Linked DNA regions of Homo sapiens: region 2 is linked to region 1. A link is an interaction called in ENCODE POLR2A ChIA-PET data of the cell type or tissue named here. Cell type or tissue: GM12878. All regions are shown on one strand. Links, peaks and the distances in the headings refer to the core of each region. The heading gives the core; the rest is flanking DNA.

The links. ChIA-PET counts read pairs that join two places held together with the same protein. Peaks named below come from ENCODE experiments on the same cell type or tissue, not always from the same donor. Only the 100,000 strongest peaks of a DNase experiment are listed, where the experiment ranks them.
Region 2: POLR2A ChIA-PET joins it to region 1 with 10 read pairs; 9 of 35 experiments call an interaction of 5 or more read pairs at or near these places.

The regions. Positions count from the first base shown.
Region 1 is chr16:57,100,373-57,116,354 of GRCh38, forward strand. CPNE2 (copine 2) reads left to right here. Exons shown (of 16, transcript NM_152727.6): 2 at 10,336-10,550; 3 at 12,916-13,095; 4 at 15,104-15,178. The coding sequence starts at 10,371. Among named protein-coding and RNA genes, the nearest start is that of CPNE2, 16 kb to the left of the region's middle. RefSeq lists enhancers at 2,755-3,710, 4,990-5,589, 12,978-13,027. In GM12878, for the core only: no CTCF peak of the experiment used is centred there; no DNase peak of the experiment used is centred there.
Region 2 is chr16:57,192,050-57,196,537 of GRCh38, forward strand. All of the region lies in intron 1 of RSPRY1 (ring finger and SPRY domain containing 1), which reads left to right. Among named protein-coding and RNA genes, the nearest start is that of RSPRY1, 8.0 kb to the left of the region's middle. In GM12878, for the core only: no CTCF peak of the experiment used is centred there; no DNase peak of the experiment used is centred there; H3K4me3 peaks cover 475 bases; H3K27ac peaks cover 888 bases.

The sequences.
Region 1 (15,982 bases), core at 9,096-11,595:
GGGGACTTTGAGAGCTTCATCAGGGAACCTGGATGTTGTCCTGAGAACAGCCGAAAGCCATGGAGAGGTTTTTCTCATTTTGAGCCAGTATCTGCAGTGCGTCAAGCATTTTGTAATTTCCATGTGTTGGATGAGAAAACTAAACTGAGACACAGAAGGACCAATGACTTGTCCAGAGTCACATTAGTGGAGGCCCAATAGGTAGAGTGGTATTGGGCTGGGAGCCAGAGGACCAGAACCATGTGGGTAAGTGATTCAACTTCCTAGCCTTGGTTTACTCACCTGGAGAATGGGAGTGCTGATGATAACACCTCATTTGGGGATGTTGTGAAGCTATAGAATTTCAAGGACCTGGGACAGGCATTATTATTCTCATTTTATTATGGTTATCTCTCCATCAGCATGGCCACACCCACCTTCACCCTTCTCTTGCAGCTGACAGGGTGGGGGTGGGCTCTCTGAGCTCCCACACTTAAGAAGGGCTAGCCCAGAGCTCCTGCCCTAACACCCTGTTTTCCTGCCCCATGACAGATCTCCTAGGAACTAAAGATTGCTATGATGGTTAATTTTATGTGTCAGCTTGGCAAGGCTTTGGTGACCAGTTGTTTGGTCAAATAAAGGTAGTTTTTAGATGCAGTTAACATTAAATCAGTAGACTTTTGAGTCCAGCAGCTTACCCTCCATTATGTGTGGCCCTCATTCAATTGATCAGAGGCCTTCAGGGCAAAGACTAAGGTTTCTCAAAGACGGAATTCAGCCCCAAGACTGCAGCATAGAAACCCTGCCTGGGTTTCCAGCCTTCTGGCTTGCCCTACAGATTTTGGACTTTCCAGCCCCGACAATCGCATGAGCTAATTCTTGAAAATACATTTCTCTCTCTGCATAGATAGATATCCTATTGGTTCTGTTTCTCCAGAAAACCTGGACTAATATGGTTGCCATTTATCTTCCTGGATCTTCTCATCTGGGAAATGGGATGAAGGAGGCAATTTAGACCTGGATGCATTCAAGATACGTTCCAACCCCCCAAAAGTTCAGTAAACTTAGCAGCCATCAGGGCCCGTAGGGAATGGGTGTCTTGTTAGCTGAGGGTTCTGGTTAACAGAGCATTCTCATCCAGACTAGAGGTTGCAAACTCAGAAGTCTACAGAGACCTGGCTGGAAGCTCGGTGTGTGAAGCCAGCAGGGCTTGTATGGAGACCAAGTGTGACACCTGCCTCATTATGCCAAATCCAACTACACTAGAGCCATCCCTGGGGTGTGGTCAGCCATGGGGTGGCCACATTGCAACTTCTGATCTGTAGCCTCGTGTCTCAAAGTGTGGTTCCAGGGGGGCAGCCCCAGCATCAGCTGTAGCTTGTTAGAAACACAGAATTTTAGGCCCCTCCCCAGACCTGCTGGATGACAATCTGTATTTGAACAAGATGCCCCACGTACTCAGCTAACCTGTGATTTGTGTATACTTAGCCCACATCAGAACCACCAGCAGAGCATGTTAAAACACAGGCCTACGGGCACCACTCTAGGCCTTCTGCTAGAGCAGGTCTGGGTGGGCCCAGCGTGCTGCATTTCTTTTTCTTTTTTTTTTTTTTGAGACAGGGTCTCACTCTGTTGCCCAGCCTGGAGTGCAGTGGCATGATCACGGCTCACTGCAGCCTTGACTTCCCGGGCTTAGGTGATTCCCCCCATCTCAGCCTCCCAAGTACCTGGGACTACAGGCACATGCCACCATGCCCAGCTAATTTTTTTTTGCCATTTTTTGTAGAGACAGGGTTTCACTATGTTGCCCAGCTGGGCTTAAATTCCTGAGCTCGAGATCCACCTGCCTCGGCCTCCCAAAGTGCGGGGATAACAGGAGTGAGCCACCGCACCCGCTTGGTGCTGCATTTCTAGCAGGCTCCGGGGAGATGCGTAGGTGACCCATCTGGAAACCACACGTGGTGACAGCTCTGAGCCACCACAGGAGCCTCTGCTATCAGAGATGAGACCCCACTGCCAGGATATGCTGGGTGCAGAAGGACTTGGAGGCCCTGAGGGTCCCAGAAGCCACAGCACCCAGGAGTGGGCCCCACCTCGAAGACCTTGAGGGCTGTGTATCCAAGCCCATAATTCAATCCCTAGTCCCCCGTCACTACCATGGTCTCTCTGGGCTTCCCTATGCTGTGTCCACCAGCCTGGAGGGAGAGCCTAGAGCCGTGTTTCTCAATCAGTTTTTTGTTTTTATTTATTTCTCTTTTTTTTTTTTTTGAGAGAGGGTCTCCCTGTGTTGCCCAGGCTGGAGTGCAGTGGCACGATCTCAGCTCATTGCAACCTCCACTTCCCAGGTTCAAGCAATTCTTTTGCCTCAGCCTCTGAAGTAGCTGGGATTACAGGCACCTACCACCATGCCTGGCTAATTTTTGTATTTTTAGTAGAGATGGGGTTTCACCTTGTTGGCCAGGCTAGTCTTGAGCTCCCGACTTCGGATGATCCGCCCGCCTCAGCCTCCCCAAGTGCTGGGATTACAGGTATGAGCCACCATGCCCGGCCCTCTCAATCAGTTTTAACCTCGCCCCCTTTATGTAAACTGTTAACTTTACACATCCCCCAAATTTTTTATCTACTTTCCCCTCTTCCCCAGACATTAAGAATTGCTGGGGATTCAGACCTCACATAATGGGTTCCTAACTAATGCCTGGTACTGACCGTGACCAGGCAACCACGCCCCTTTCTTTGTTACTGCCACCAGCAAAACAGAATCTATTTTTTTCTTTCTTTTTTTGTTTTGAGAGACAGGATCTCACTCTGTCACCCAGATTCGAGCGCAGTGGCACAATCACAGCTCACTGCAGCCTTGACCTTGCAGGCTCAAGTAATTTTCCTGCCTCAGGCTCCCTAGTAGCTACAGGTGTGTACCACCACACCTGGCTAATTTTTTTATTTTTTATTTTTGTAGAGACAGGATCTCACTGTGTTGCCCCAGGCTGGCCTCAAACTCCTGGCCTCAAGCAGTTCTCCCACCTCAGCCTCCCAAAGTGTTAGGATCATAAGCGTGGGCTGCCACACCTGGCCTGTTTTTCCCTTTTCTACACATCAAGTTGCATGTGCTTTTCTGACAGCACACGGTGCCCTTGCTAGAATTTACGACAGGACATCCCACTGTGGTCCCAGCTCCTCCTCTCCACCAGCCTCTGGAATGGGGGCTGCCTCCCTGGCCACCTCAGGCCTGCCCTTCACCATCCAGCAGCTCTTCTCCCCTTCGGGGTTACCAGGCCTCCTCCTGGGCCATCTGCTTCCCTGTGCCTGCCTCTCTCACTGTCCCCTCCTCTCCGCCCATTTCTAAGTTGGAGGTCCCCCCACCCAGCCGGCCCAGCAGCTCCTCCCCGACAGTGAGCTCCTTTACACTATAGCTGGTTCCCGGGTTCTACATCGCGGTGGGGCCAGGGCTACTTTCTCCTCACAGCCATTAAGAATCACTGATCATAGCAAAAGCTACCTATTGTTCCAAGTGCTTTACCTCACTGAATCCTCACAACACCTAGGAAAGCACTCTTTTTTGGTTGTTGTTTTTTGTTTTTGTTTTGATATGGGGTCTTGCTCTCTCACCCAGGCTGGAGTGCAGTGGTGCAATCTAGGCTCATTGCAACCTCCGCCTCCCAGGTTCAAGCAATTCTCCTGCCTCAGCTTCCCGAGTAGCTGGGATTAAGGGCACACACCACCACGCCCAGCTAATTTTTGTATTTTTAGTAGAGATGGGGTTCCACCATGTTGGCCAGGCTGGTCTTGAACTCCTGACCTCAGGTGATCCCAGCTGCCTCGGCCTCCCAAAGTGCTGGGATCACAGGTGTGAGCCACCACGCCCGGCCGGAAGGCACTCTTGTTCCCATTTTACAGAGGGAGAAACTGAGACATAGGGAGTTGAAGGAACTTGCCAGAGGTCACAGAGCAGTTAAATGGCAGAGCCAAAGTGGGAAGGATGGAGTGATGGCAGCCTTGGCTCTGGGCCTAGTCACCATCCTTCCCTGGCTTAAAAAAACCACTGCCTCTTGTTGGGCCTCAGTTTCCACCCCTGTGAAGTAGGACACAGTCCCTCTCCTGCTGGCCTCTCAGACCCTAGGGTTTGAGAAGCTGCCTGTGATTCTCTCAAGTGATGTGTGCAGGGGGAGGTGGCTATGATTGCTCTGGGGCTGCTGATGATGGAGCCTGCCTGACGAGCCCCCACCTTCCTCATTGATTAGGTGCTCACATATGCAGATACGGCCATAGGTGCTGGGGAAACAGTGATGATGTCCTCCTGAGGGACGGGGCAGACAGACACAGGTACATAGACAGATATGTAAAACGATTGTACATTGCAGTGATCTGTGAAGGAAGCAGCATGGAGCGGAGACAGATTACATCAGCCTGGGTGATCAGGGAAGGCCTCTGAGGATGTGATATTAAGCTGACAAGTAAGACCTTTCCTGTGAAGAAAGGCATTCCTGGAAAAAGGAACAGCAAGTGCTAAGGCCCTGAGGCAGGAGAGAGCCTGACAGCAAAGGGAGGCCAGTGCAGCTGGGCCAAAGGAAGCAAGCGAGGGGGAGGGTGGCAGGAAGTGGGGACAGGTCAGGCAGGGTCCTGTCATCCTGGGCACGATTTGGGGTTTGTGTGACCTGGATGAGGAGGTCACAGGAAGACTTTCAGGTAGAGCCATGGTGGCATCTGACTTCTAGGTTTAAAGACTCCCTCTGGCTCTGGTGTGGAAAAGAGAGTGCAGCTGAGCTTGCATCAGAGATTCCTGTTATGGGTCAGGGTGTGTCTGGGCACGAGATGATGGGAGCCTGGCTGGGCTGACATAGTGGAAGTGGGGAGAGGACGGATGCTGAATGCAGCTTGAAGGTGAAATCAGCAGCACTGGTGGCATATAGGAGGTGAAGATAAAAGGAGATTAAGGACGATGAATTCCTAGTTTTCTGGCTAAAACCGTGATGTTCTAGGCCTGTGGCTCAGCACCAATGTCCAAGCCTGTCCTGCCTAAGGGCAAGATGCCTCCTCGCTGGGGTCAGTGGACCCTGTGAGGGCTGAATCCTATGTGTCCGGTTTTTTTTTTTTTTTTAACTTTTAAGACAGGGTTTTGCTCTATCGCCCAGGTTGGAGTGCAGTGGCACAATCACAGCTCACCGCAGCCCCAAACTCCTGGGCCCAAGCCATTCTTCCACCTCAGCCTCCCAAAGTGCTGAGATTACAGGTGTGAGCCACCACTGGCTCCTGTGTGTTTTATTAACTGCATAGCCCCGGGGTGCTCAGGGAGTATTTGTTGAATGAACCAATGAATCAGTGCCTGGGAATTCCCAAGTCCTGTCCTCTCTTTGCCTCAGTTGACCCATCTGTAAAAGAGACCACTAGTTTCATAAACCCCTCTCCAAGCTCCTTGCCTGGGGGGTCTGGTCACCCCAGAAGGGCTGTGCCCATCTGTGCCAGGAGTCAGGACCATGCTTTAAGCAGGCCCTGGCTCCCCATCCCATCCCCCAGCCTGAAACCTCAAATTACCTATGGGGTGGGGGCTGCCCCAGAGGTGTTTCCATCGTGCCCAGATGCGCATGGCAGGCCCAGCCCTCCCTTAATGACACCTTGCCTGCCTGCCCTCCTGCTGGGGTAGGAGGGGAGGGGGCCCCTGGCCCAGCCTAAGCTGTAGTTTCTTTTTCCATTGCGTCAGGCCTCAGGGTCCAGTACGCCTGGCTGCTGCTGGGCTGGCGCAGAGGGACCCACTCTTCCCCCCGCCTGCCCCAACTCCAGACATCATGTGCTCCCCGTTTCGGGGATCCAGAAGCTTCCAGCCAGAGGGTGAGTTGGAGATGGGAGGACCTGCCCCTGGCTCGGGGAGGAGTTCCCTTCCCACCCACCCATTGCTCACTCTAGCCAGGGCCTGAGCCGATCCAGGTGGAGTTGCAGTGAGCTGGGGGCTCCTGGCCCAGCCACCGCCCCCTGCCCCTGTGACCTGTCCCTCCTGCCCACGCCCTCAGTCAGGCTGGAGGGAGGGAAAGGCAGGAGGCTGGTATAGTAACCAAGGCAAGATAATGGGGCTTGGATGAGGCAGAGGGGCGGGGGTAGGGTAGTGATGGGGACAGAAGGAGGTGACCCCAGAGTGTTCATATGAGCATCTGTCATTGTATTTGTCAGTCTGGGTGCGTATGTGTATGTGTGTATATGTGACCACACGTGTGTAAATGGACAAGGAAGCAGGTGAATCTGGGCGTGTGTGCCTGACACCCTCAGGATGAGAAGAGAAGTGTCTGATTTGGCAGCAGGAGATGGTGGCCCAGGTGGCATCTAACATGTCACAGAGGGGGCCTGTGAAGTGAGGAGGGGGTAGGTGAGCTAGAATCCACCTCGCCAGCAATGGTGGGAGATGCAGGGGTGTGGACTGGGTGACCCAGAGGAACTGGTGAACTTGGATACTCTGGGGCCCATCCTGGGTGTGTGTTCAAATGGGGGAATGCCCTTGGCTTCCCCAGCCCTGATCACAACCTGCCCGCTTAGCCTCAGGCTCCCCTGGCCTGGCTGATGTCCTGGCTGTCCCTGCCTAGGTCCCACAATGTTCAGCAATCTCCCCACCCTGGCAAAAGGCCAAGCATTGGCCTGGGAGACCTGATTCACATCCTGTCTCTGCCTTTTCCTGGCCCTGTAACCTCAAGCAAGTGACTTTTACTCTCTGGGCCTCAGTTTCCTCATCTCTAAAATGGGGGCAATTGTCCTGCAGGCATGGGAAGGCGCTCTCAGCCACACAGCAAGACTTTGGACATCCCTGTCTGCCCCCTTCCCCACCCCACCCCAACTTGGCACAGCTGCCCAGCTGCACACAGTAAGAGTGAACGCAGTTCACCAGCTCCTCCAGTGGAAACTGATTTTTACACAAGAATAAATCCTGCAGGCAAATTGTAGTGCTGTCCTGATGCTCTGAGCTCGTGTGATTATAACAAGGTTCTAGGAACAAAGGCTGGGAGGGAGGGGGCTGAGGACCAGCTTCATCGTTGTCCAGATTTTTCCCCTGCCAGGCATGTCCGGGGAACACTGGATCTGGAGGGGAAGCTGGGAGGTCTCCGCTGCCAGCCCCACTCTCACCCTGGCCTCCTGCAGACCGGGGCTTGCAGGGGACTGCATCTGCCCAGCAAGAGGCTGGCGCTCCAGAGTGCACCGTGGCCTGGGTGAAAGAGAGGAGGAGTGGACCCAGCATAGTGATGGTGGCTCGATCCTTCCTGCCTGGAGGACAGCAGCTGCCTCCTCACTGGTCTCTCTGCTACTTCTCCTTAGCTTGACAACCCCTTCTCCCCACAAGGGGCCAAGTAAGCTTTTAAAAACGCAAATCAGATAATGTCAGTTCTCTGCTTCTAAGACTTCCCATTGCTCTCAGAATGAAACTCAGACACCCTATCAGAGCCCACAGCTCCTGCAGGTCCTGGCCACTCTCCCTGCTCCCTCATTGTGTTCCTGCCAGACTGGACTGTGAGCCCTGCACGGGCTAAGACAGAGCAATCTTTTTTTTTTTTTTTTTTTTTTTGAGACAGTGTCTTGCTCTGTTGCCCAGGCTGGAGTGCAGTGGCGCGATCTCAGCTCACAGCAATCTCCACCTCCTGGGTTCAAGCAATTCTCCTGCCTCAGTCTCCCGAGTAGCTGGGACTACAGGTGCACGCCACCATGCTGGCTAATTTTTGTACTTTTAGTAGAGATGGGGTTTCACCATGTTGGCCAGGCTGGTCTTGAACTCCTGACTTCAAGTGATCCACCTGCCTGGGCCTCCCAAAGTGCTGGGATTACAGGCATGAGCCCACCATGCCCAGCCGAGAGCAGTCTTCTTACTGTAGCATTCCCAGCACTGGGACAGTTCTTGGGACCTAATAGATGCTCAGTACACCCTCTAGAGTGAATGAAAGCCTCAGTTTCCTCCTCTGGAAAATTATATTACTATACTTGCCTCGTAAGACTGAGTGAGGATTAGTGACATTGTTCAGGTGACATGCTCAATTAGTGCTCACAAGCACAGTGACTTGGATTTGTGTTCCCAGAGGGGGCCCACCCACCACCCCCACTTACTTCCCTCCACTGGAGAAGTTCAGGGTCAGTAAACCACTTAGCCTCAGGAGGACAAAGTATTAGGGAGTTGGAACCTGGCCATTGTTGGGTAGGTGTTTAGGGGCTAGGTTCAACCACTGGGATGACAGGGCCAGTGTTAAATGCACACATGCCAGTGGAAATGAGACCTGACCACAGGAGGCTCAAAGGGCTGTGTCCTGATGTCTCATGGGCAGATGGGAAACTGAGGCAGAGAAAGCCAGAGGACTTGTCTGCTGGGCCTGTGATGGGTGTGACCTAGGTCCCCCTCCACCCCTTGAGATGGGTTGCTCCAGTCTCACTCACACCTTGCACTCAAAGGAAAACAGAAGTCCTTCGACTGATCACATGTCAGTAATTAACCTTGACTGGAGGAAGATACTTGAGGCCCAGGGCACAGAATTTTGGGAAATTGTATATGAGTGAAAGGGTAAATTGTGTGTTGAAGATAAGGACCAATGCTGGCAGGATCTGAGGCATATGGAGGGTTTGTCCATTCATTCATTTATACACTCATCCTTTTTTCATTCAGCAAGTATATACTGGATGCTTCCTGTGCACCAGTCATTGTGTATGAGCTAGAGATACAGGGTGAAGGTGATAGACAATGAACAAGGGTGAATTTTTAATGTTACTGTTACAGGAAAGGGGTCCCGATCCAGACCCCAAGAGAGGGTTCTTGGATCTTGTGCAAGAAGAAATTCAGGACGAGTCCATAAAGTGAAAGCAAATTTATTAAGAAAGTAAAGGAATAGCCAGGCGCGGTGGCTCATGCCTGTAATCCCAGCACATTTGGGAGACCCAGGTGGGTGGATCACCTGAGGTCGGGAGTTTGAGACCAGCCTGGTCAATGTGGTGAAACCTCGTCTCTACTAAAAATACAAAAATTACCCTTGCGTGGTTGTGGGTGCCTGTAGTCCCAGTTACTCGGGCGGCTGAGGCAGAAGAATTGCTTGAACCCAGGAGGTGGAGGTTGCAGTGAGCTGACATCATGCCACTGCACTTCAGCCTGGGTGACAGAGCCAGACTCTGCCTCAAAAAAAAAAAAAAAAGAAAGTAAAGGAATAAAAGAATGGCTACTCCATAGACAGAGTAGCCCCAAGGGCTGCTGGTTGCCCATGTTTATGGTTATTTCTTGATGATATACTAAACAAGTGGCAGATTATTCATGCCTCCCCTTTTTAGACCATATAGGGTCACTTCCTGATGTTGCCATGGCATTTGTAAACTGTCATGGCCCTGGTGGAAGTGTAGCAGTGAGGACGACCAGAGGTCACTCTCATGGCCGTCTTGGTTTTGGTGCTGGCTTCTTTACTGCAGCCTGTTTTATCAGCAAGGTCTTTATGCCCTGTATCTTGTGCTGACCTCCTATCTCATCCTGTGACCCAGAATGCCTAACCATCTAGGAATGCAGCCCAGTAGGTTTCAGCCTTATTTTACCCAGTTCCTATTCAAGATGGAGTTGCTCTGGTTTAAACGCCTCTGACGTTACCAGAAGTGAGCTTCCTAGTGGCCAAAGTAGGAAGGAGAGAAGCCTGAGCAGTTGTCAGCTCCACTGTGGCCACAAGATGCCAACATGCTAGTTGCTCAGGAGAAGCCCAGGTTTTCCTGGCACAATTAGTATCTGAGACACCCATGTCCACTGTGATTTGTTGCTCATGTGACGGAGCAACACACAAGGAGCTGTGCATCCTTACAGGTGAAGACTGACCACAGCAGAGAAAAACTTCAAAGACAAATTTAACACAGCTACCAGAGACAGAGACTCTTTTTTCTTTTCTTTTCTTTTTTTTTTTTTTTTTTGAGATGGTATCATTCTGTCGCCTAGGCTGGAGTGCAGAGACGTGCAATCACGGCTCACTGCAACCTTGAACTACTGGCCTCAAGCAATCCTCCTGCCTCAGCCTCCCAAGTAGCTGGGACCACAGGCACGCACCACCATGTCTAGCTGATTTTTAAATATTTTTTGCAGAGACAGGATCCTCCTTGTTGCCAGGCTGGTCTTGAACTCCGGGCTTCCAGGCACTTGACCTCCCCAAGTGCTGAGATTATAGGCGTGAGCCACTGCGCTCAGCTGAGACTCCCTTTTCATGCATTTCCTTGCATTCTTCTTTCTTCAAACCTTTGCCTATGTTATTTGACAACCCGCCTCAATTTGCCTTCCATCTCTCCACTCACCTCTTAAAGGCCAGGTGGTAATGCCTCCCTATGGTGGGGCAGCATAGCAGGTGTCTGTCCACTCTCTGACCCTCACTTCTGTTCCCCTAGACTGCCAGGAACTCCTGCCACCGCCACCGGCTCCCATGGCCCACATACCCAGTGGGGGTGCCCCAGCAGCGGGGGCAGCCCCCATGGGCCCCCAGTATTGCGTGTGCAAGGTGGAGCTGTCAGTGAGTGGCCAGAACCTACTGGACCGGGATGTTACCTCCAAGTCCGACCCCTTCTGTGTCCTCTTTACAGAGAACAATGGCAGATGGATCGAGGTGAGGCTCTTCCGTGTGTCTGCGGTGGGTAAGGGGGTGGCTAGGCTGCTGGGGAGGGGGAGTCTCCCAGGACTGGGATCCAGGATGTCTGATGGAAGTAGTTGGAGTGTGGGCTGGTGGCAGGGGATTACTTGGTAAATTGTTACTCTTAAAATGAAATTTTATTTTAAATATATTTAAAATATTACTTTGTGTTTAAATTATTACAATTAAAATCTATAGATTTATATTTATATGATTTATAGTGATTATTTGATATCTTTTTTTTTTTTTTGAGACGGAATCTCTCTGTCCCCCAGGCTGGAGTGCAGTGGTGAGATCTCAGCTCACTGCAACCTCTGCCTCCCAGGCTCAAGCAATTCTCCTGCCTCAGCCTCCCGATTAGCTGGGGCTACAGGTGTGCACCCCACGCCCAGCTAATTTTTGTATTTTTAGTAGAGACATGGGTTTTCGCCATGTTGGCGAGGCTGGTCCTGAACTCCTGACCTCAAGCAATCCACCTGCCTCCACTTCCCAAAGTGCTGGGATTACAGGCATGAACCACCACGCCCCATCTTGTTATAAATTGTTATATATAGTTAACATTTTATAGTTTTATGAAATGTTTGCTTCCGCTTTTAAATAACCTTTCTAAATGAACACATGGTCAGTAAGAAACAGAGAAACAGTGAGCTCAGGCTTTGGGAGCTGGTCCAAGGCCCAGTGATGCTACTCCCTGCTGTGTGGCCTTAAGCAAGTAGCTGTCCCTTTCTGAACCTGTCTCCTCATCTGTGAAATTATTATATATTTTTTTTCTGCTGACTCCCTTGGAAGGCCCCAGATCTGGGGATATTAATGGTGCCCCAGGCAAGGACTTCTGAGCTGGAAGACTTTGGCTTGAAGGTTGGAAAGAGTTGCAGCTTGAGGAAGGATGTTGAGAAACCTAAGCTGTTCAGACCTTCAGGTTTTAAAACTTGCTTTGCTTTTGCAAAAGGAAACTATTGGAGTAAATGTAGAGAATCCAGATAAACCTAAAGGAGAAAATCAAAATTGTTAGGAACCCACCTGTCATAGAGAACCACTGTTAACCGTTTGGTATCCAGCCTTCCAGATGGCTTTATATGCATGTATATTTCCCAAAATATGTGTGTATTTTTTAATGGATATTTAACTAGGCCACGGTGGGAGTTCACCTGAACATACTGTGGTTTACAAAGAGTTCCCATGGATGTTGGCTCCTTCTTGTGATGCCAAGAAAACGGTGTGGGATTGTTGACCCACTTTACAGAGGGGGAAACAGGGGCCCCAGAGTGGGTAGGGACTTTTTTGTGTCACCCAGCTTGTTGATGGTACAACTGTAAGTGGGAGGTGGGACATGGGGCCAGCTGAGGACTCCTGGGGGAGCCACAAGCCTGTGAGAGGCATGTCTGGGGGCACAGTTCCCTTCCACCAGGTCTCTAGAACCCTTGAGTGCCCCGAGGGAGTGGTATCCCCCTGACTCATAGCACAATCCCCCACCCTCCCTGACAACCTCTGCCCCCACCCAGGCCAGCCACCCTGGCTAAAAATAGCCCAGGGCCAAGACCTCCTCCGTCCCTGCTGCTCCAGCCCTTGGAAATGGACTGGGTGGGAGGAAAAGTCAACACAGCCTGGGCCCCAAAATAGACTGTCACCCAGACTCCGCGGTTTGGGGCCTCAGCATCCAGAGGCCAGGAGGCGGGTTTCCTGTCCCAGTGCCACCACTGACCCACAGTACCAGGCCCTGTCCTCAGCCAGGCTTTGGTATCCACAGTAGGTGGGGTGTTGGGCTGCACAGTGTCAGGATTCTATACAAGATACAAATATCTCCCCGCGCTCCCGTGGGGAGTCCCTGACCCCACCTCCCCCGAAGAATCCTCCCTGCTTTCTGTTTCCTCTCTCAGTTTCCATGTAAAACATGGTTTGAAAAAGGGTTTTCCCAAAATAAAAAGTGAAAACCGCAAGTAGTCAAATCCTTTCCCTTTACAGAGGTGGAAACGGAGGCCCAGATGGGGAAAGGGCCTTGTCCTCCATCTCTTACCCAGGCAGGGGCAGGGCCTGAGCTCTTACCCTGGCACCTGGGTAGGGAGCCAGGGCCAAAGAATTAAGAGTGTGGGTAGCAGAGTCAGACCTCGGTTTCAAATCTCGGCCCTGCTCCACAAGCTGTCCAGCCCTGGGGAAGTCACTTAACCTCTCTGTGCTTCAGTGTCCTTGTCTGTGAGCTGGGGATAGTGAGTCACTGACGATGACCACAAGAGCCTGGCACAGAGTAGGCATTGTACAAGTTAGCAGAATGATTTCCAGCAGCCTGCGAGGTCTTGGACCAGCTGCCTTGACTCTGACTTCCATTTTCCTGCCCCTCTGCTAGTACGACAGGACAGAAACCGCGATCAACAACCTCAACCCCGCCTTCTCCAAGAAGTTCGTGCTTGACTACCACTTCGAGGAGGTACAGAAGCTCAAGTTCGCGCTCTTTGACCAGGACAAGTCCAGTATGCGGCTGGACGAGCATGACTTCCTGGGCCAGTTCTCCTGCAGCCTGGGCACGGTGAGCTGGGCCCTCCTGGGTGGGAGCAGGGGCCCAAAGACCGGGCAACCCCTCAAAAAGTCTCTTCTCGTGCTGTCTTTCCCTAGCCCCATCTTCCTGGGTGGGTCCCAAAGTGCAGATGCAGAGTGGGGAACAGTCTTGGCGGGTTCAAGGCCGGGCTGAAGAGCTCCCATCTGGAGAGGCAGCCAAACAGAATGCCTCTCAGGATCTGGGGCCCCAGGTGGCCAGGGATTCCGATTGTTAGATATAATCAGGTGTGGTCTTGACCTCTGGGGGTAGGAGCATCTGACCAGCAACCAAGACACCCACAGTAGTCCCGCTTTGTGGCAGACTCACTGTGTGACCTTGAGAAACTTCCTTTCCCTCTCTGGGCCACACTTCCCCATCCATCTCAGTCCTTGGTAAGCTCCTGGAGGCCGGGAGCAAGCGGGGCTAGGCGCCCCTGACACAAGTCTCAATCATTCCTTATGGCTGTATGCCCTTGGATAAGCTCCCATCCCCCTCTGGGCCTCAGTTTCCCCACATTTTCCTTGGGGATTATGATGACTGCTCTGCCCAGCCTACATGGTTGATAAGGGAATGAAATGGAAAATGCTTTGAGGGGTCCTAGTGGAGACTGAAATGCCCGGGGCCTTCCAGGAGATGGTGACCATGCAGAAAGCAAGGGACTGCCATGGTTGTGATGTCTACTTTTTGCGTAAGAAGCAGGGTACAGTAGTCAGGGTCCCTACCCTGTGGTATAACTGAGAAGAGAGCTTAAGGGCTTGTGGACAGGGCAGGGAACTGACAAGGGATGGGGAAACCAGTCCAGGGCTTGGCCCCAGAGGAAAGCTGACCACCTTCACCTGGAAGGAAGGCAGGGTGAGGAAGTGGCATTGCCAGGGCCTGGTAAGACCTGTGGCCCATAGAGGGAGGCCTCTGGACTGCAACTGAGGCAGAAGACAGAGTAATGGAGAAGCTCCCATCAAACGGGGGCCCCCACCTCTCACGCCACCTGCTCTCCCGTCTCCTGCCCATCCCCCCAACTGGCTGAACCTCTGAAAGCCAGAGGGCAAAAGAGCCAGGTGGCACAGTCCCCAGGGCACAGAGCAGGTGTGTGGATCTGCGGAGAAGAACTAGCCCCACAGGAGCAGGACTAGATCATACTGATGTGTGCTCCCCGCTGCACAGGACGACGCTCGCACTGCACCCAGGAAGCACGAACCATGCTGGCCCCTGAGTGCAGTGGGCAGACACAGGTGGGAGGGTGACTTTGCAATGTGGCCCACTTTTCCTCTCTATGTTGTTTTGATTATTGCACCCTGTGTAAGTGTATTACCTATTGAAACCAATAAAAATAGAAAGAATTGGCCGGGCTCTATAGCTCATGCCTGTAATCCCAGCACTTTGGGAGGCCAAGGCGGGAAGATCGCTTGAGCCTGGAGTTCGAGACCAGCCTGAGCAACATAATGAGCCCTTGTCTCTACCAAAAAAAAAAAAAAAAAAAAAAAAAAGCCAGGCGTGGTGATGCATGCCTGTAGTCCCAGCTACCCAGGAGGCTGAGGTGGGAGGATCGCTTGAGCCCAGGAGGTTGAGGCTGCAGTGAGCCGTGATCGAGACCTGTCTCAAAAGGAAAATACATAGAATCTGAGCTTGACTCTGTCCATCAGAGATCATATCCTGAGGCAGGTGGGGTCTGTGGAATGCCTCTGGAGGAGGGAGTTAGGGGGCTAACCTCCCACAGTTGTCTCCAAAATGCCTTTTCCTAGGGGCAAACCAGGCAGTGGGAGTCCAACTGCAGCGGGAGACCTCAGGCGGGTCTCTTACCCTCTCTGGGCCTCAGGCTCCTCACTGCCCAGATTGGCTGCTGTCCACCTCCCAGGGTGATGATGATGCTCAGGCGGGTCACCAGCCAGCCAGGGCGGGGTGCAGCCCTGCCAAGAGGATTTTTCCGGTGCCGGTGGAGGATTTTTCCTTCCCGGGCTTCCCCCGCTTCCTCACTGAGCGCCCTTTCTCCTCTCTCCCCTAGATCGTCTCCAGCAAGAAGATCACTAGGCCTCTGCTGCTGCTGAATGACAAGCCTGCGGGGAAGGGCTTGATTACGGTACCAGTCCCCTCCCGGCTCTCCGCACCCCCTCCATCCCCACCCCACACCCTCCCCCATCAATGGGCCGCTTCCCTGGCAGATAATCACCAGCTTTGTTTGGAGTAAAAAGGCCCAACTTACAACTTAGCAACAGGTCTCTTAGCAACCGGCTGCTGGCTCCACAAATGATGCAGTGGGGGCTGACAAGCTGGGGAGGCCTCCAGAGCCCTGCCAGCAGCCCCCTCCCTGCACTGGCCCCTGCCTGCCCTCCCCTGGGGGTCGTTCAGAAGTGCCCTGCCCATCAGTGCCCTGCTTGTGGCTGCGACGCGCAATGATTCCTGCAATGCGCAACGACTCCCGCGATGCGCAGTAATTCCGCTGGAGATGCACAGGCCCTTCGCCCGGATGAGCTCCTTGGTCTTCAAAGACTCCCAGAAGCCAGGGCCACCCCTGAGACCCAGAGAGGAAGTTCCCTGGGGCAGCTGAGCTAGCGAGATCGTCCCCTGGTTGTCTGGCTGGCTTCTGAGCCCACGCGATGCCTGGGAAGCCGGCCAGGCTGGAGGGAGAAGCCATGCCTTTGTGTGTTCCCGTGTGTTACTCCCCTGTCCTGGAACCTCACATGGCTCCCCACTGCCTGACCAACCCTTCGGTTCAAGGCTGTGAAGGACCCCTCAGACCCTGCCTGGCTCTCCTGCCTTGGTGTTTTTTTAATCTCCTTCACTTAAATGCCCTGCGTTCAAAGCAAACTGAATTCTTAGCATATCCTGAACATACCTCAGGCTCTTACTCTGTTCCTGCCCCCACGGATCACCACCTCCCAAA
Region 2 (4,488 bases), core at 1-2,500, 83 kb after region 1:
AATATTTTGGAGAGACTTTATGTTACAGATTTTAGAATAAATTCACCTAAGATATTTATTGAATACATATTAGGGTCTAATAAGTATCCAAATGAGTATGCAGTATGAGTGTTTTAGACATCATTTAAAGTAGACATCATTAAGGAAAATGTTGATATTCATGCTGCTTATATATTTTATTTGCTTTTCTTAAGAGCAGAGAGTTTTCTGTAATAGAAAAATCCTTTTCCTTCAGATTTGTGTATATTTGAATAACACATGATCTCCTATTATTTGGCCTCCTGGGGGGAAAACCACAAGTACTACGGAATATTACATTTGTTTTTCTTCCCTGTACTGCAACCGTCATAAGCATTTACCTCAATTCTTCCTTAGTATTTTTTGGGAGTCCAAGGCAAATTTTTCAATCCTTAAGATTTCAGGCAGGGATTATTTACTTCCCCTTTTTTACTATTATTTGCTTCCGGAAATTCCTTACTCTATCCTAGGCCTAAATTTTATTTTTTAGTAAATTATTTGAATGCTGAAAGGATTTGTCTTTTCTCCTTTGTACCATTTTAGGTCAGGACTATATTCTGTAATTCTTTCTGACCACAGATGCACTGCTACTAGGTTAAAAAAGCTCTCAACTTTTTAGAGGAAGGTTTTTCCAGAGACTCTTTTTTTTTTTTTTTTTTTTAAGGTCTCACTCTGTCTCCTAGGCTGAAGTGCAGTGGTGCGATCATGGTTTACTGCAGCCTCGACCTCCCCAGCTCAGGCGATCCTCCCACCCCTCACTCCCACTGCCCTTCCCAGTAGCTGGACTATAGGGTCCAAGCCGCCACTCTGGCTAATTTGTGTATTTTTTGTAGAAACAGGGTTTCGCCATGTTGCCCAGGCTGGTCTCAAATTCTTGGGCTCAAGCTGTCTGCCTGCCTTGGCCTCCCAGAGTGTTGGGATTACAGGTGTGAGCCACCATGCCCTGCTCAGATAGTCTTTCAACCAGAAAAAAATACCTACTTTCAAAGGTGTGCTTTCTTAAAGATCCTCAGTGCATAAGGGAAATGTCAGAATCATCCAGTGCTTTTCCCAGACTTCTTGACAGTTACAGTTCAGGAGTTAATGGTACTCTGTGTGACCTAAACCTACGGTTAGATAGCTTTGGACATCTGGGAGGCAAGTAAAAACGCCTCATCAAGACAACCTTTCTTTTTGTGGGAAAAGTAAAATTCCAACCAAATATTTCACAATCTACCCCCTTCTTACCTTCCCCAATGAAATACCAGAGGCTTTAGAGTCTAAAGACAGAAACACTCTTGTTGAAACATCTTTAGGTAGTTTCTGTTTCAGCTGGCAAGTGTAATCTTCATGCATTACCAAATCAGTATTGTTGACTTGAGATTTTCCCTATTTAAACACAATCTTCAGTAAGAAGATTGTGGTCTTTGGGGTGTTCTGCAGGCTTTTTTTTTTTTTTCTTTGGAGACAGAGTCTTGCTCTGTCACCCAGGCTTGAGGGTAGTGGGATGATCTCGGCTCACTGCAACCTCCACCTTCTGGATTCAAGTGATCTTCCCACCTCAGCCTCCCAAGTAGCTGGAATTACAGGCACACGCCACTGTGCCTGGCTAATTTTTGTATTTTTTTAAGCAAATATGTTTCTAGATAATGTTCTCTATCTTGATAGGGTTTGAGTCACAGGTATATGCATTTGATAAAACTCAGCACGTTACTGTGCTTAAGATTTGCACATTTCAGCCGGGTGCGGTGGCTCACGCCTGTAATCCCAGCACTTTGGGAGGCCGAGGTGGACAGATCATTTGAGGTCAGGAGTTTGAGACCAGCCTAGCCCACATGGTGAAACCCCATCTCTACTGAAAACACAAACATTAGCTGGGTGTGGTGGCATGTGCCAATAATCCCAGCTACTCAGGAGGCTGAGGCAGGAGAATTACTTGAACCCGGGAGACAGAGTTTGTGGTAAACTGGGATCACACCAGTGCACTCCATCCTGGGCAACAGAATGAGATTCCGTTTAAAAAAAAAAAAGATTTGCACATTTCAGTGTATGTAAATTCGACTCCTAAAAACTTGAAGTTTATTGAAGTCTAATTAGTGATATGCATGCTGAATTATTTAAGAGAAAGTATACTGATGCCTATAGTTTACTTTGAAATATGTAAAAAAAACTGAATGGATTAATGATGGATAAGAGATGGATAGCGATAAAGCAAGTTTAGTAAAATGTTAGTAGTAGAGTCTAGGTGGTGGGGATAAAGCAAGTTTAGTAAAATGTTAGTAGTAGAATCTAGGTGGTGGGTATATAGTTCACAGTTTACAGTGAACTCTAATTCAATTTTCTGTATGTTTGGAAAATTTCATAATAAAATATTGGGAGTGGGGAGTAAATGTGATGATAGAAGCTATCTCTTTAACACACTTAGGGAAAAATCCGAAAACATTTTCTAATGAGAGAACATCATTAAAATTTTCAGGATGTTACACATTTTGCTATTCATGCTATTTGACTTAGCCTTTGTGGGGGAGGGTTGGAAAAAAAGTCACATCCTCTAACACTATTTTGGAATGATAAGGTGAAGATTATAACAATAGTAATTTAGTGCCCAAAGTCTGGTTTTTCTTCTTTATGGTCACTCTTGTAATCAGCTTTTCCTTCCTAGGCAGTGTAATTCTGCAGTCCTATTTTCAAAGAAAAGAAAGTGTTCTTTCTCACTGATCTGTACTATGGCTGAATGCAAGCAAATATTTGAAGAGATGAATCATTGATTCCTGGACCATTTGTCAGAGAGGGTTAGACTAGTTGGCCAGATGTCTCCATGGTGAGCTGTTTATGATGGTAGAGGTCTGTGTTTTATAAAGACAGTGAGTACCAGAACCTTACTGCTTTAACACCAAGCTTACCAAGACCCTAAGTTTGATTATTTTTTTTTGTCTCAGAGCAGCTTTAAAAAAATATAAAGCGTTAGGTGCTTCATTTACCCCCAAGAAAAATGAAAAAACATGTAAAATGTAAAAATCTAATAAATAATATAGAAATGGAGAGAATAGTCTTTAGTTTCTTTTTTAAAAAGGCAAGAATCAAAATTAATAATACCACACTTCAGAGAAATAGATTTGCAAAGGAAATATTCGATCATAATTATGCTCTTGCAGCAAAATTGTTATCGAGAGTATAATATTAGGCTGGGCATGGTGGCTCACACCTGTAATCCCAGCACTTTGGGAGGCCGAGGTGGGCAGATCACCTGAGATCAGGAGTTCAAGACCAGCCTGGTGAACATGGTGAAACCCCATCTCTACTAAATGTACAAAAATGAGCCAGGCGTGGTGGCAGGCACCTGTAATCCCAGCTATTCGGGTGGCCGAGGCAGGAGAATCGCCTGAACCGGGGAGATGGAGGTTGCAGTGAGCCAAGATCACACCATTACACTCCAGTCTGGGCAATGAGAGTGGAACTCCGTCTGAAAAAATAAAAATAAAAAAGTATAATCATATTAAAAGTATTGCCACTTAGGTGGTAAGAAGAGTCCTTCTACTAAGCACTGGCATCCAGTGATAAAAATTATTAAATCAGTTGATGTTTGTCACAGATGTGTATTTAAATTGTGTGACTAGCTTTTTTTTTTTTTGTCTCAAAGTTGACTTCACCAGCTAATGTTGTCTTTGAAGTTAAGGTAAAGAATATAGGTATTGGCCAGGCACGGTGGCTCACACCTGTAATCCCAGCACTTTGGGAGGCTGAAGTGGGTGGATCATGAGGTCAGGAGTTCAAGACCAGCCTGGCCAACATATTGAAACCCCGTCTTTACTAAAAATACAAAAAATTAGCTGAGCGTGGTGGCACGCACCTGTAGTCCTGGCTACTCGGGAGGCTGAGGTAGGCGAATCACTTGAACCCAGGAGATAGAGGTTGCAGTGAGCCGAGATCTCACCACTGGACTCCAGCCTGGCGACAGAGTGAGACTTCATCTCAAAAAAAAAAAAAAATATATATATATATATATAGGTATTACAGATGTGTTGCCTTTATATAATCTCATCTTACTCATTTTCTATTCCGTTCAGTCTCTTAACCCTTGATGATATCCTTAAGCAGCGTATCATTTAGGTTCATTTTGATGCTTCGTAAGATGGACCTCATGGGAAATATATGGAGCCATTTTTTCCTTTGTGTTGATATGTACTGTACATGTCACTTATGGATATAACCATTCTAATGGCTTTTTAGGCTGACCTCTCCAAAAGACTGCATTCAAAGATAGTCTCAGTTCATTTTACTGGACAAGGAAATTAACATTTTTGACCCAAGAAGAAATGCCCTTTAGTATTTCAGTTTGCCCCCTAGTTCAGTCGGTGTGTCCTTCCTGCTGTGCCAGGTTCTGTGGTAGGTTCTATACACAGTGATTTCCAAATGTGGCTGCCATCAGAGTCACTTGGGGAGCTTTTAAGAAAACACAAGCTTGGGCCGGCATCCCAGAAATTCTGATTC